2 separate regions of the Homo sapiens genome follow, and region 2 is linked to region 1. The links are chromatin contacts, found by Hi-C or POLR2A ChIA-PET in ENCODE. All regions are on one chromosome and are shown on one strand. The core of a region is the stretch at or near the end of the contact, and the rest is flanking DNA. Distances in the headings are between cores, read along the strand shown. Region 1 overlaps MPV17L-BMERB1 (MPV17L-BMERB1 readthrough). Region 2 holds the start of ABCC1 (ATP binding cassette subfamily C member 1 (ABCC1 blood group)).

Evidence for each region. Hi-C counts contacts between places; a loop is a spot of excess contacts on that map. ChIA-PET counts read pairs that join two places held with the same protein, here RNA polymerase II (POLR2A). Pooled maps may share reads with other maps.
Region 2: a pooled map shows a loop between it and region 1 (6-fold over the local background). The contact joins the promoter of ABCC1 here to the enhancer-like site in region 1. A Hi-C loop is called at or near these places in 4 of 50 pooled maps. POLR2A ChIA-PET finds 5 or more read pairs at or near these places in 2 of 52 experiments (activated B cell and activated CD8-positive, alpha-beta memory T cell).

The regions. Positions count from the first base shown.
Region 1 is chr16:15,587,395-15,595,238 of GRCh38, forward strand. It overlaps MPV17L-BMERB1 (MPV17L-BMERB1 readthrough), which reads left to right. Exons shown (of 6, transcript NM_001414674.1): 6 at 1-865. It overlaps BMERB1 (bMERB domain containing 1), which reads left to right. Exons shown (of 6, transcript NM_033201.3): 6 at 1-865. MARF1 (meiosis regulator and mRNA stability factor 1) reads right to left here. Exons shown (of 27, transcript NM_014647.4): 27 at 6,993-7,844. Among named protein-coding and RNA genes, the nearest start is that of MIR6506, 20 kb to the right of the region's middle. RefSeq lists enhancers at 1-191, 3,132-4,331, 3,678-3,972. Within about 2 kb of position 3,642, at least 33 of the 41 ENCODE cell types and tissues checked have a DNase peak (open chromatin) inside an H3K27ac peak, as active enhancers do.
Region 2 is chr16:15,948,366-15,956,209 of GRCh38, forward strand. ABCC1 (ATP binding cassette subfamily C member 1 (ABCC1 blood group)) reads left to right here and starts at 1,251. Exons shown (of 31, transcript NM_004996.4): 1 at 1,251-1,434. The coding sequence starts at 1,387. LOC107984869 (a long non-coding RNA gene) reads right to left here and starts at 806. Exons shown (of 3, transcript XR_001752339.2): 1 at 426-806.

The sequences.
Region 1 (7,844 bases), core at 2,392-4,891:
AAGATCGAGCTTGTGTGTGGTGTCGTGGTCACATCTCCCGCTTCCCCCCATCCTGTGTCTGGGCACAGTTCACATCAGGACAGCGTCCATTGTGCTCTCAGTCTGCCTCAGGTGTGTGCCTGGAGGGGGCCTGGACTGGCATGGATCCAGTGTGCAGAAGAGCCAGCAGGGAACCGGAAGCTCTGATGTCAAGGCCAGAGCAGTTGAGAATGGGACCCAGAGTAGATGCTGACCTGGGCACTCCACCATTCCGGGGCCACCACAGAGATGCCAGCAGGATGCCACTTTGCCAGCCCGACACACGGACCTTTGTAAAGAACAGCAACAGGCAGGAGAGGCAGCGTGTGACCAGATTGTGTCCCGTCATTGGGTGGCATATGTTAACTAGCTGCCAAACAACTTCAACCCGTGTAATTCATGTACATTTGCAACAGCCAGCCCGGTACAGCCTGTGTGACTTCTCTGTATGTGTGTGTGTGTCGTGACCAGCCTAAGTAGTTAGCATAACTCAAGATGCTGATGTGCAGTCACCCATCAGAGAAAATAAAAATGGAAACCACGTTCACAGCATTTTAAAAGTTTTTACTTTTTTTCTTGATTATGGAAGTAATCCATGTACATAGTAAATCATTTTAAAAGTACAAAAAGTATGAAGAAGTTTGTCTTAAAAAAAAAAAAAATTATTCCTCCAACTAGAGACCACTCTGATGTTTCGACGTTTTAAAAAAGTCTTTTTTTGTGCATTTTTTCATCGTTGACATCATATTGTGGTATCATTTATAACCAGTTTTTTCCTACTTATTATACCACCATCTTCCACATCATTAAAAGCTCTTTGTAAACATTAAACACTCTTCATAAATCATGCCAATGTCTGTTTAGTAATCCATCTTGTGGATGTACTGTAATTCATCTAATCATTTCCTCACTATTGGATGTGTAGACTGGTTCTAGGTTTTCTTATAAATAGTGTCTTGGATTAGCCAGGCATGGTAATGGGTGCCTGTAATCCCAGCTACTTGGGAGGCTAAGGCAGGAGAATCACTTGAACCCAGGAGGCAGACGTTGCGGTGAGCCGAGATCGTGCCATTGCACTCCAGCCTGGGTGACAGAGCAAGACTCCATCTCAAAAAAAAACAAAAAAAGTGTCTTGGGCCAGGCGCTGAGGCGGGAGGATTGCTTGAGTCCAGGAGTTCGAGACCAGCCTGGGCAACATGGCAAAACCCTGTCTCTACTAAAAATACAAATAGCTGGGCATATGCGGTGGCGCGGGCCTGTGATCCCAGCTACTTGGGAGGTGGGAGGATTGCTGGAGCCTGGGAGGTTCCAGCTGCAGTGAGCCATGATCACACCACTGTATTCCAGCCTGGGCAACAGAGCAAGATCGCACCCCCTGGAAAAAAAAAATAGTGTCTTGATAAACATCTAGGGGGATAAGGTTTCATCTGAATTTTTTATTTTTTCCTTAAGATAAACTCCTAGAAGTAAAATTATTGGGCCATTCATAAGTAGCATTTTCAAAATATTTGTAAATTGGCTGGGTGCGGTGGCTCGCATCTGTAATCCCAGCACGTCGGGAGGCAGAGGCAGGCTGATCACTTGAGGCCAGGAGTTCGCGACCAGCCTGGCCAATACAGAGAAACCCCATCTCTACCAAAAAATACAAAAATTAGCTGGGTGTGGTGACTTGTGCCTGTAATCCCAGCTACTCAAGAAGCTGAGGCAGGAGAATCTCTTGAACATGGGAAGCAGAGGTTACACTGAGCTGAGATTGCGCCACTGCACTCCAGCCTGGGTGACACAGCGAGACTTCGTCTCGAAAAAAAAAAAAAAATTTGTAGATCAAAAGGTCTTTGGTTGGACAGGCCCTCCCAGCAGGCTGCTAGACCCCAGTCCTCCCACTCTGCGTGTTCGCGGCTTTGGTCTGCACACCACTTCCCACCATTCTGATGCTGAAAAGGGTCCCTTGGGCTACTCAGTGCCACCACAATGGCCTCAGAGGACCCCGTGTCCTCCTTCACCAACCTAGACCAATCATGAAGCCAGACTCTTCGTGTACTGGGGATGCCATAATGAATGACCTTCTACTGGGTGACTTAAAACAGTGGAACCGTCTCCTTTCACAGTCCTAAAGGCCAGAAGCCTGAAATCAACCTGTCTGCGGTGCTCTGCTCCCTCTGTGGGGAAGAATCTTCTTTTGCCTCTTGCAGCTCCTGGTGGCTCCTGGCACCTTGGCAGTTCCCTGGCTGCACCACTCCAGTCTTCACCTCTGTCTCCACGTGGCCGCCTCCGCTGTATATGTGCCTCTGTGCACCCTCTCATCTTAAAAAGACACCAGTCATTGGAGTGAGGGCCACCCGAATGCAGTATGATCTCATTTGGACCCTTTCCTTAATTACTTCTGCAAAAACCCTCTTTCCAACCAAGGTCACATTCTGAGGCTCCACGTAGACATGCATTTGGGGAGGACCCAATTCCACCCACCACAGACCCCTCCCGCTCCAACGTGCAGTGAAAACTCAGGCTGCAAAGGGCCCACCGCCCTCTTTTCCCCATAAAAAATGTGGGTCAAGGCTGGGCACTGTGGATCATGCCTGTAATCCCAGCACTTTGGGAGGCCGAGGTGGGAGGCTCACTTGAGGTCAGGAGCTCATGACCAACTTGGCTAACATGGTGAAACCCCATGTCTACTAAAAATACAAAAATTAGCAAGTGTGGTGGCACATGCTTGTAATCCCAGCTACTCGGGAGGCTAAGGCAGGAGAATCGGTTGAAACCAGGAGGCGGAGGTTGCAAAGAGCCGAGATCGCACCATTGCACTCCAGCCTGGGCAACAGAGTGAGACTCCATCTCGGAAAAAAAAAAGGGGGGGCTTGGGGGGTCCGGGCGTGGTGGCTCAAGCCTGTAATCCCAGCACTTTGGGAGGCCGAGGCGGGCGGATCACGAGTTCAGGAGATCGAGACCATCCTGGCTAACACGGTGAAACCCCATCTCTACTACAAATACAAAAAATTAGCCGGGCGTGGTGGTGGACGCCTGTAGTCCCAGCTACTCAGGAGGCTGAGGCAGGAAAATGGCGTGAACCCGGGAGGCGGAGCTTGCAGTGAGCAGAGCTTGCGGTGAGCAGAGATTGTGCCACTGCACTCCAGCCTGGGCGACAGAGCGAGACTCCATCTCAAAAAAAAAGGGGAGAGGGGAGTGGGGGGGTCAGCGAGGTCTGACCTCAGGCCAGTTATACAGCAGTCACTCACAGATCCAACGAACCAGAGGAGATCAAACCCTCATCAAAATCCTGCCTCTGGTACTTCCGCTAAGCTCTGGGTACACCTACTGTATGTTCCTGTAATTCCTACTGATTTTTTTAAAAAAAGAAAACATTAAAAAATCCAATTTATTTAAGCTGTCACAGACGCTTCCAGATTACCAGGGCCACCTTCCAAGCTGGGAAACCTTGCAGACTGTGGGGTCCTGCACACCTAGACTTGCTCCTTTTAGAAGCCATGGAGGAGGTTGATAATGGGAATAACATTTATTGTAGCTTATCTCTATGCCTTGAGCAATGTGCTCACACTGGCTGGTTCCCTCCTCACATCAGCCTGATGAGTCAGATCCTGTTATTACTTCTCACTTTACAGATGAGGAAGTAGCAGTAAATCCATTACCCTTTTCAAGCGGAGGTTGCAAGAGGTTGCAAGCGGAGGCAGAATAAACACTTGAAACAGTGAGTCAGATCCTGTTATCACTTCTCACTTTACAGATGAGGAAGTGGCAGTAAATCCACTGCCCACGGTCCCAGGGGTTGTTAGTGACAGAGTCATCATTCATCTCCCTCCCTCCCCACCACTGTAGCCCCAATTGTTCTTTCTCTTCCCATCGGAGGGATTTAAACAGGTCTCTCCCATTTAAAAGCAAACAGGGCTGGACACGGTGGCTCACGCCTGTAATCCCAGCACTTTGGGAGGCCGAGGCGGGCAAATCACGAGATCAGGAGATTGAGACCATCCTGGCTAACATGGTGAAAACCCATCTGTACTAAAAATACAAAAAAATTACCTGGGCATGGTGGTGGGCGCCTGTGGTCCCAGCTACTTGGGAGGCTGAGGCAGGAGAATCGCTTGAACCTGGGAGGCAGAGGTTGCAGTGAGCCGAGATTGCGCCACTGCACTCCAGTCTGGAGACACAGCAAGACTTTGTCTCAAAACACACACACACACACACACACACACACACACACAACACAACACAACAACAACAACAACAAAAAAAGTGTCCTCTTCCTTTTAGAGAATTTAAAAAACAGGGTGAAACCCCATGTCTACTAAAAATACAAAAATTAGCAAGTGTGGTGGCACATGCTTGTAATCCCAGCTACCCGGAAGGCTAAGGCAGGAGAATCGGTTGAAACCAGGAGGCGGAGGTTGCAAAGAGCCGAGATCGCACCATTGCACTCCAGCCTGGGCAACAGAGTGAGACTCCATCTCGGAAAAAAAAAGTGGGGGCTTGGGGGTTCCGGGCATGGTTGACTGTGTGACTATATTATATCTATACATAATATATAGATATATATCTATATATAATATATAGATATCTATATATTATATATAGATATATATCTCTATTATATATAATAGATATATCTATTTATATATAGATATTATAGAGACATCTATATCTATATCTATATATAATATCTATATTATATTACGCCTGTAATCCCCGCACTTTGGGAGGCCGAGGCAAGTGAACCACTTGAGGCCAGGAGTTTGAGACGAGCCAGAGCAACATGGCAAAACCCCGTCTCAAAAAAAATTAGCCAGGTGTGGTGGCAGCATCTGTAATCCCAGCTGTTCGGAGGCTGAGGCATGAGAATCGCTTGAACCCGGTAGGAGGTTGCAGTGAGCCGAGATCGTGCCACTGCACCCCAGTCTGGGCGATAGAGTGAGACTCTGTCTCAAAAAAAAAAAAAATGTATTTCCTGATTCTTGCCACACCTGCCCTTGATGCATCAGACTCTGGCTGCTGAAATACCAAGGGCGGCGACCCTGCAGCCCCAGTGTGGATTTGTCTGCACTTGCTGATACCAGAAACTGCAGTGGGGGCAGGTGGGTGGTAGGAGCGGGGGTTCCCTCATGCCCAGGCCCTGCACCTGGGAAGCCTTTGGAGGCCATCACATGAGCTGCCTGAGGCGGATGGAAGAGACGGTGCCAAGCAGGCCCAATATGTTCCCTGCTGGCCCTGGTACTGCTCCCCTGCGGATGCTCCTGGTTGGTTCACCACCTCGTGCGGAGTGAGGAGCTGAGCAGCCCAGCCACTGAGCAGGATTTCCCTCTAAGAACGGCCCCTTCCACCCTGCAATGCCTTCTTCCTCTGCACCTCAGCTCCCCCACTTCCAAGGCGTTCCTTCCCGGAACGTGTGTATTCTTCTCTTCATCTTGCTAAGGAAAGTTCTGGCTCTTGGTGCTCTGGCTTGGCACCTTCTAAGCTCTCTAGCCCTTTTCCCCCCGCCCCCCCCCCCCCCAAAAAAAAGCGTTCTCAGCCAGGCGTGGTGGCTCATGCCTGTAATTCCAGCACTTTGGGAGGCTGAGCCCAGAGGATCACTTGAGCTCAGGAGTTCAAAACTAGCCTGGCCAACATGGTGAAACCTCATCTCTACTAAAAATACAAAAATTTGCCAGTGTGATGGTGCACATATGTAATCCCAGCTACTCGGGAGGCTGAGACAGGACAATCGCTTGAACCTGGGAGGTGGAGGTTGCAGTGAGCTGAGATTATGCCACTGCACTCCAGCCTGGGTGACAGAGTGAGACTGTCTCAAAAAACCAAAAAACAAAACAAAAAACCACTCAGGCTTAGCCATTTCTCTGGGGTCTTCATTTCCTTATGAAGACTCTCGCAAAACTGGTATGAAGTAAAATTTGTTTGCTTTTTTCCTATTAATGTCTTTGTCAGTTTAAGGCCCAGCCAGGGACACTAGGAGAATTGAGGAAGTTTTGCCGCCCACCGCCCCCCCCCCCAGCAATGGGGACAGCAGGTGGGTGGAGGCCGCTGAGGGCTTCTGCGCCATGACTCACCCTCTGCCCATGGAAGCAGCTAGAAAGTGAAGGTGAATCCCAAAGCGCAACGCTCCTTCTGGCAAAGGGAACAGAGAGGGAACAGATCTTCTTCAATCAGCGCAGCCCCCTCTGCTACGGACAGGTCTGCTCTCCCCCAGACAGCTGTCTTCTAGGCCCCCACCTCTGAATCACCTTCCTAGGTGGGAAACAAACAAAGATAAATGCAAAGCCACCGTTCCAGCCCCAGTCCACACCTAACAAGACCTCCTGACGCCGCTCAAAAGGGGCACGATGGCTACTCAACTTTTTCTGCACAAATTTGCCATCGTGAAATGTTTGGAAAGGTCTTTAGCAGCTTTTAACATTGCTGAACTTGAAAAAAATGTCATCAAGAAGCAATTTACTCAAGTCTCTTCTGGGTCCTTTTAAATTCTTGCCAGAGGGTGCTGGTGGCAGGGGTGACGGGGTAATGGCGGTCTCAGGGGATGGGAGGGCTTCACAACTGTATCTGTGGAATAACTCTTTTCCAAATTGGCTTATTCAAAAAGCATGCTTAGCAGTGACCAAAAACGAGACAGCGGGCACGCTGGATTTCTTTCACAAGAAGAGAGAGCCTAGGAATTAATAGAGTTTTCTAACTGGAAGGTTTTTGTGGTTACTGTATTTTCCCACATGTAATTATAAGCTGGAACAAAGGCTGGAAAACTTGGAGGATCCTGACGACGAAGGGCCCACCATCCAGCCACCTGCTTCGGCGTGTGCTGAGTTTAAAAGGCCTCTAAGATGTAGACGGATTTACTCTCCACCTCACAATTCTATTTCCAGAAGGGGAGAGAAGTTGAGGAGACCCAAAATGAAAGATGGCAGAACTGTATTGGTTTGTAATTCCTCCCCACAGACAGACAGACAGACAAAACCACTCACTTGGGAAACTCAAAATAGATGCTCGCTTGTAAAGTTTATTGACAACTGTTTGGTCCCAACACACAAAACAGCACTTGAACCACAACAAAAGTGTTCAAACAAAGTAGACAACTAAGAAAAACATCTCTTTCCCCCAAACCCAATCCAAAACAAACAGTGCAAGATGGGAAAGGGGGTTTTGGTGATAACTTTTGTCATTTTTTTAAACAGATAAATTTAATCCGGTATATCTTTCCACCCAGAAATAAAGAATTACATTGTCTTAATGCTCAAACATCATTTTACCACATCATTTAATTAAGCCTCTGGATAAAAAAATAGATAGCAATTGGACTGGCCATTGTGGAGTACATTATGAACACAATGTGCTTCCGAAGTCTTCTCTCTCATTTTCAGACAGCAATTGTTAAGAGTCACACACACGTCCCAGACCTAAGCAGCAACTCCAGTGAATGGTACTCAGACACACTCACGGGACAGCACAGAACTTGATTCTTCTTTGTCTGTTGCCCAAAGAACCTGTTCTTTGAGTCTGTTCCAGGTGACTTGTAATGATACCTCTTACGGTTTTAAAGTCCACCACTCTTTACATGCTAGCAGAACTGAAGTCCAAGCGTGCAAACTCAGCCTTATGAAATCTTAGAATAAGGCAACTGATGTTCTCAACACCAATTATTATTACTTTGTTTAAAAGCTCCTTTAAAAAAAATTGCACATTTGCATTTCACTTCCTGTAACACTATGTCTGTAGAGGAAATGCCTTCAGGAGGATTCGGAGAGTGCCATAATACTTACAGGGTTTTTTCCATGGTGTTCTGTCTTGACTGGGGCCATGTGTTGAGAACTGGGAGTCACTGGCTTCATTTA
Region 2 (7,844 bases), core at 1-2,500, 360 kb after region 1:
TGGGGTTGTGAGGATTGCACAAGTTAATTTGTGTAAATTGCTAAGAACACAGCCTTAGGAAGCCTTGTCACTGTGAATGCATATTAATTTTTTTTATTATTATTTTTTGAGACAGAGTCTTGCTCTGTTGCCCAGGCTGGAGTGCAGTGGTGTGATCTAAGCTCATTTCAACCTCCGCCTCCCAGGTTCAAGTGATTCTCCTGTTTCAGCTTCTCAAGTAGCTGGGACTACAGGTGCCCGCCACCATGCCCGGCTAATTTTTGTGTTTTTAGTAGAGACAGGGTTTTGCTATGTTGGCTAGGCTGGTCTTGAACTCCTGACCTTATGTGATCGGCCCGCCTCGGCTTCCCAAAGTGCTTGATTACAAGCACGAGCCACCATGCCTGGCCTACGATTATCATGTCTCCAGGCTTCAGTTTCCTTACCTCTGAGGTGAGGATCAATAACCTGGTTATTTCTAAGTGATGCTTAAAGAGGTTGAGAAGAAGCAAAGGCGCTCTGCACACAGGTGAGGTCAACAGCTGTTAGTGATGGAGACTGGCGCCGTCTGGGTCATCAGTGCTCCGGAATCAGGCTGCTCACGGGTTTGAATCTCACTTCCACTTTCACTCCTTATTAACTGTGTGACCTCGGGCAAGTCACTTCGCCTTTCTGAACCTCAGTTTCCCCATCTGTAAAAGGTAGGTGAATAACAGTATTCACCTCCTTCTGTGTGACTCAGCTTTGGAGTCAGCGGACCGGGTTCAAATCCCAGCCCTGCAAGTGATTAGCCAGGTGACCCTGGGCAGAGGGAATCACTCAACCTCTCTGCACCTGGGTTTCTTCCTTCATGAACGTGGAGACTTTACAGGATGAAATGAGGGCACAGTTAAGGCGCCCGGTACACTCCAGGCAGGTAGGGGGCTCCGTTCACGTTATTTTCCCCTGGTGACGGATACTGTCCTTAAACAGCATTTGAAAAGTGGTCGCAGGGTGTGTGGCCCCAAAGATCCCAGGCGCTTCCGGAAGGCGAGCCAACGCTCCCCAGGCCCGTCCGCGAGCGGGTGGGCCTAAGCCTTGGAGGATCTGGGGTGGGGGTGGCGCGGGGTCCAGGCCCGGGGCGCCGAGAGGTGGCTGGTCCGGCTGCCCACGCCGAGACGCGCGAGGTGAGCGGGCGCCGGGGCGGGGCGGGGTGGGGCGGGGCCGCCGCATCCCCGTGACGCGCGGGCCAACCAGGCGGCGTTGCGGCCCCGGCCCCGGCTCCCTGCGCCGCCGCCGCCGCCGCCGCCAGCGCTAGCGCCAGCAGCCGGGCCCGATCACCCGCCGCCCGGTGCCCGCCGCCGCCCGCGCCAGCAACCGGGCCCGATCACCCGCCGCCCGGTGCCCGCCGCCGCCCGCGCCACCGGCATGGCGCTCCGGGGCTTCTGCAGCGCCGATGGCTCCGACCCGCTCTGGGTACGTGCCGGGGGCCGCGTGAGGCCGGCGGGACGGAGGGAGGCCGGCGGGGAGGGAAAGCACCGGGCCCGCAGCCGCCCGGGGCACCCCGCTCCCCGCTCTGCTGCCGGCCTCGGGGGCCCGGGACCCTCACGTCGCCCGCGGCCCAGCCCCTTTCGGGGGTGCAAGGCATGGGGGAAACTTGGGTGACTCAGTTCCTGCGGAGCAGAGCGTGGGGGGCCGCGTGCCCAGCCCTGGGGTTTTGGAGGGTCGGGTCGGGTCAGAGCCGCCGTGAGGAGGCCTTCCTGTTTTGGGGTTCCCGTCTGTAAAAACAACCTTCCAGGGAAGGGGACGCTAGAGATGGGGGGCGGGAAGAGGGGTGTCTCTCTGCTTCTGTTTTCCCATCTTTTTTGTGGTTAGGGTCCCCCCTTTTCACGAAAAATACTCCGTGACCAACGGGGTGAGCTGGGGAGGGGCTTAGATTGTAGAAAGGGACTTTCATTGTCTCCCCAAAGTTGTCGTACAAGCCACATTACTCTTCTGTGGTTACCTAGCTTTGTTTTTTTTGTTCTTTCTACTTAGATACTGCGGGGGAAGTTTGGGGGAACCAGGGAAGAAGGGGGATGTCCACCCTTGATGTGCCCTACCTGACCCTCGGCTCGGGGCAGACTTGGGGTGCAGCTGAGGACGCCCAGGACCCTGGTAGCTGTGGTCCTGCCCTCCCTTCCCTGCAACACGTGGAGCTCCTCTCTGGGGATGCCCCTTAGATTTAACCCCGGCAAGTTTTCTTCTGTAACGTGGCCTGCGGAGCCTGACTGGGTGTCTGGAGTCCACTTGCTGTGGTTTAAGCCCCAGTCTTTTGGGCTTCAGCTTCTCCGTAATGCGATTTGCCTCTTTGTTCCAGGAAGGCAGGCACTTCTGTCTCGTGCTGTCTTGATTGTTGGTGAACGCAGTAGGCAAATCTGGACACGACTGTTTCTCTCTCCTCTTTTGTTTAGGAATCAGGAGAAACAGCCTTGGTTCTTAGGAGCTGGTGATCAGCTTCCAAAAATACTTTCTTGTCCTGTTTTGCCGGCCTTTCCTCGAGGGTTGCATTTGGAGTGTTGAAAAGTCATCCTCCAGGGCCCCATTGGAGGGTTTGGTTTTGTTTGTTTGTTTTTTTTAGTAGGGTATCATTGTGTTTAATAACCTACCACACTTTGATATATCTCCCATTTTAAGCCAGTGGGGTTGGAGAGTAACCCCAGGGGTGGAAATAGAACACAGACTTTGCCTTGAGGGTCTGGGGGTGATTGGAGCCTCTTTGCAGATGGACTTTCTTTAGCAGGGGAAAACCTGTGGCTTCCTTGTTGCCAGGTGTAGTAACAGCAAGATTATTTTTTGCAAAGATTCACATGGTGATCTGGGTTTGTGTTGCTGTGAATTCCAGAATATTCTCTTGTTTATTTTCTTCTGAATTGAGGAGGGGGCAAAACAGGGTGAACATCCATGAGGTTTTGTATCAGGACGTATTTTATTGATGGCAATTGGTAGTTGATGGCTAATGAGTATGTTTGGGGTGCGCTTTGTTTATCTTAAGAAACTCATTCACGAAGTCCAGTTGTAATATTTTTTAAAATTTTTATTTTCTTTTTTCTTTTTATTTTTTCCTTCGTTAAGGACTTTCTGCCACAGAAATTGCCAGGTGGTTGGGTTTTGCTTGGGGGTAATTGTAGCTGATCTCTGCCTCTGGTAGGTACCCCATCCCCGTGTTTGACCTTGCGTATTTCTGCTGTCTGGATTCCAAGACTTGTTGGAGGTGCCTTGGAACCAGAATTTGAGAGGAGGCAACTGGGGCCTGAGTGGGAAAATTGAAATATAATTAACTGAAAGCTAGAAAGTAGGTAGTTGTTGCTTTTTTCTTTTCTTTTTTTTTTCTTTTTCTTTTTTGAGACAGAGTCTTGCTCTGTCACCCAGGCTGGAGTGCAGTGGCACGATCTCAGCTTACTGCAATCTCTGCCTCCCCGGCTCAAGTGGTCCTCCTAACTCAGCCTCCCAAGTACCTGGGACTATAGGCGTGTGCCACCACGCCCAGCTAATTTTTGTATTTTTTATAGAGACAGATTCGCACTATATTGCCCAGGCTGGTCTCCTACTCCTGGGCTCAAGCGATCCTCCTGCCTTGGCCTCCAAAAGTGTTGAGATTACAGGCATGGGCCTCTGTGCCCGGCTGTTTTTGTGTTTTTCAAGGTAGCGTGTCCGAGGCCAGGAGCGACTGGCCTCCCAGGCAGTCAGATAACTGTGTGACCTTGAGCAAGCCACTTTCCCTCTGTGTGCCTCACTTTCCTCATCTCTAAAATTGGACAGGAGCCAAAAATGTGGCAGCCTTCTTGGGTTGTTGCGAAGGGTCAATGAGTTAATCTTGTAAGTGGCTCAGCTTGTGCCCTGCACGGAGATAAACAATGGTTAGTATTAAATATTATTTTTTCCAAAGATGAAGTTGTGTGTTTTAAGCTCCTTGTTCTTCCTTTGGATTCCCCTTTTCTTCAGCTGGTGGAGATGGGATTGGGCTGTGAAAAGGCAGTGAGGCACCCGTGCCTGGCTCCTGTTGTGACCAAGGTCATGTGCTTAGAAGTCAAGGTCAGTGGGCCTCGGGTGACTCTGTCAGAGCTTTGTTTCTGGGCTACTGTCTGCCTCTGAGCCGCAGGAAATGTCCAGAAAACCCAGAAGATGGAAATGGCCCATGATAAGTGTTCTGTTGACCTTTACTCAGACAGATGCTCTGGGAAGAGAAAAGGAGAACTTTGCTATCAAAACGGAAAATAGGGCCTGAGGACAGGTCACAGCAGCCCTTGGCTTTCTTTTCTCATGGGGGTGGGACTGGTAGGAGGCGCTGCTTTGTGGTTGATATTGGCATGATGGTTGGAAAAATGGGCCTGGGACTTTTTGTGAGTTCATTAAAAAAAAAAAAAAAAAAAAAAAAAAAAGCAGGCCGGGTGCAGTGGCTCACGCCTGTAATCCCAGCACTTTGGGAGGCTGAGGCAGGCGGATTGCTTGAGGTCAGGAGTTCGAGACCAGCCTAGGCAACATGGATTGACCCCCGTCTCTACTAATAATACCAAAAAAAAAAAAAAAGCCTGGCATGGTGGTGTGGCACCTGTGGTCCCGGCTACTAGGGAGGCTGAGGCACTAGAATCACTTGAAGGCTGTGGGGGTGGAGGTTGCAATGAGCTGAGATCACGGTCACTGCACTCCAGTCTGGGCCACAGACTGAGACCCTGTCTCAAAAAAAAGAGGGCCGGGTGTAGTAGATCATGCCTGTAATCCCAGCACTTTGGGAGGCCAAGGCAGGCGGATCACCTGAGGTCAGGGGTTCAAGACCAGCCTGACCAACATGGCAAAACCCCATCCCTACTAAAAATACAAAAATTAGCTGGGCCTGGTGATTCACGCCTGTAATTCCAGCTACTTGGGAGGCTGAGGCAGGAGAATTGCTTGAACCTGGGAAGAGGTTGCAGTGAGCTGAGATCACATCACTGCACTCCAACCTGGGCGACAGAGAGACTGTCTCAAAAGAAAAAAAAAATTGTGCTTCAGGCCCTGTGTAGAAAAATTGGAAATTATGGAAAAGCAGAGGAAACAACTTGGTATTAAGCAGTATAGTGTGGTGGCTCAGAGCAAATTCGCCTCTGCTGCTGAGGCAGGTTACGTCATCTCTCCGTGCCTCAGTTTCCCTATGTGGGATAACGTAGTACCTAGTGAATAGCGGTGACTTGAGGAATAAGTGAGTTAATCCTTAGCAAGGACTTAAAATGTTGCTGCTTGGCACACAGCGCTCAGTAAAGATCAGTGGTCGTTGCCACCTGGAATTCTCCAGTTAATTTTTGCTGTTGCACCAACTGCCACTGGAGAAGACCAGAAGGAAGCTGCAGGTGTGTGTCACCGTCGATGGAGTGAGCTGGTCCCAGGGTTGATGTGCACCTCTGAGATGCTCTGTGGCATCCACCAACTCAGTAACCCCCTGAATATCTGACTTAGCCGCCAAGGAAGAATATCTTAGAAGCTATTAGGAATTCCTCTTGGGGCTAGGTCTGGGCCTTGGAGTCAGTCTGATCCCTGGTTTAATTCTTCCCCTTGGCTCAACAGCAGTGTACGACGAGCCAATTTTTCCCCTCCTCCAAGTGTGGCTTTGGTTTTCAAATCCATCCCTTAGCCTTCTCCTACTTCCTCTGTTTTCCCCTCCCCACCCTTTTTTTTTTTTTTTTTTTGAGATGGTGTCTTGCTGTGTCGCCCAGGCTAGGGTGCAGTGGTGTGATCTCGGTTCACTACAACCTCTGCCTGCTGCGTTCACATGATTCCCCTGCCTCAGGCTCCCGAGTAGCTGGGATTACAGGCGCACAGCCACCATGCCTGGCTAAGTTTTGTATTTTTACAAAACTTTACAAAACCCCCATAGAGACGGGGTTTCATCATGTTGGCCAGGCTGGTCTTGAACTCCTGACCTCAAGTGGTCAACCTGCCTCAGCCTCCCAAAGTGTTGGGGATTGCAAGCGTGAGCCACCGCGCTCAGCCTGTTTTCCCCCTTTTTGGCTGCCCCTCCTTCCAGACCCTTCCTCTCTCCCTTCCTTATGGAGTGTTAGAGTGGAAAGGGATGTCAGATCTTGGGGGGCCCTCCTCTCCACCCACCCCATTTCGTGGATGTGGACACTGAGGTCCAGGATGGTGACATGACAGGGTGCAAGGTGGCAAGGTGAATGGCTTTGGGAGGAGATGAGGGTGACCCGGGAGAGGCCTGGGCAGGAGTGGACTCAGGGGTTCCTGGTCCAAATGGGTTCGTGATTCAGGCCAATCAGGAGCGGATTCAGGGTTCCTTGGCCAAATGGAGCCACTGCAGCCACAGGGGCCCTGCAGAAGGCAGCTGCAGCCGGTCCCTTTGGCCAAGACTCTCCTGAAGGGTCGTGTTCTCTTTCTCCGAGGACAAGTTCCATTTGTGATAGCCTGGAGGGGGTGCCTCGCCTTTGGGACCTGGTGGTAGATGGGGGGGAAGAAAACCTTTTCTGTTTGTGGACACAACTTTTAGGAACTGATCTCTCTATGTGGGTGTCTCCCACTGACCATGTTCCTAAAGAACGTGAGCTTCCTCTTCCCATGTCAGTCTCCAGCTTTGACTTCTCTTTTTCTCCTCCCATTCCTATCACATCTGTCAGCAAATCGTGTTGCCCGTTGCCTCAAACGGGCTGCTTTTCATGGCTTCCCCGACTTCCACTCTGGCTCGAGTCATCGTTGGCCAGTTTCTGGATTTGAACAGTCACCTCAGTCCAGGCGCCGTGGCTCATGCCTGTAATCCTGGCACTTCGGGAGGCCAAGGCAGACGGATCATTTGAGGCCAGGAGTTTGAGACCAGTCTGGGCAGAATGGTGAAAACCTGTCTCAACTAAAAATACAAAAATTAGCCGAGCCTGGTGGTGGGCGCCTGTAATCCCAGCTACTTGGGAGGCTGAGGCAGGAGAATCGCTTGAGCCCAGTGGGGTTGGAGGTTGCAGTGAGCCGAGAGTTCGCCACTGCGCTCCAGCCTGGGTGACAGTGAGACTCTGTCTCAAAAAAAAAGAAAACAGCCACCTGTTCGCTGCTGTGCCTACTCTGCCCTTGACCCCTACAGTCTAGTCTTGGCCCAGCTGTCCCTCTTCTACTAAAACCCTGCAGTAGTTCCTTGAGGGTACAAGCCAAAGGGCTTACAGTGGCCTCGAAGGCTGGGCAGCATCTGTCCCCTTGGCCTCCCTGACCTCTTCTCTGGCTGCTTTCTGTCTCACTCTCCTCCAGCCACACTTGTGGCCAGGCCTGTCCCTGCCTCAGGGCCTTTGCACTTGCTGTTTCTCCTACCTACTATGTCCCTCACCTTCAAACTTTGTTCAGGTGTCACCTCAGGCATCCCGTTCTTTCCCTCCACTAGCAAATCTCTGTCCCCCATCTACACCCCCAGTAGCACTTACTGCCTTCTAATACACGTAATATTTTGCTTAAGTATTGTGCCTACTCTGTAAACTCCTACCAAAAGATCGGCTCCATAGGGGCAGGGATTTTGGCCTGTGTTTGTTTACGGCTGTAATCCCAGCACCTAGAACTGTGCCTGGGGCTTAGTAAATAACAGTTGACCTTGGAACAATTCAGGGGTTAGGAGTGCTGATGCCCCATGTAGTTGAAAATTTAGGATGCAGCGCGGTGGCTTACACCTGTAATCTCAGCACTTTGGGAGGCCGAGGCAGGTGGATTACCTGAGGTCAGGAGTTCCAGACTAGTCTGGCCAACATGGTGAAAGCCCATCTCTACAAAAATTAGCCAGGTGTGGTGGCTCATGCCTGTAATCTCAGCACTTTGGGAGGCCAAGGCAGGCAGATCACTTGAGGTCAGGAGTTTGAGACCAGCCTGGCCAACATGGTAAAACCCTGTCTCTA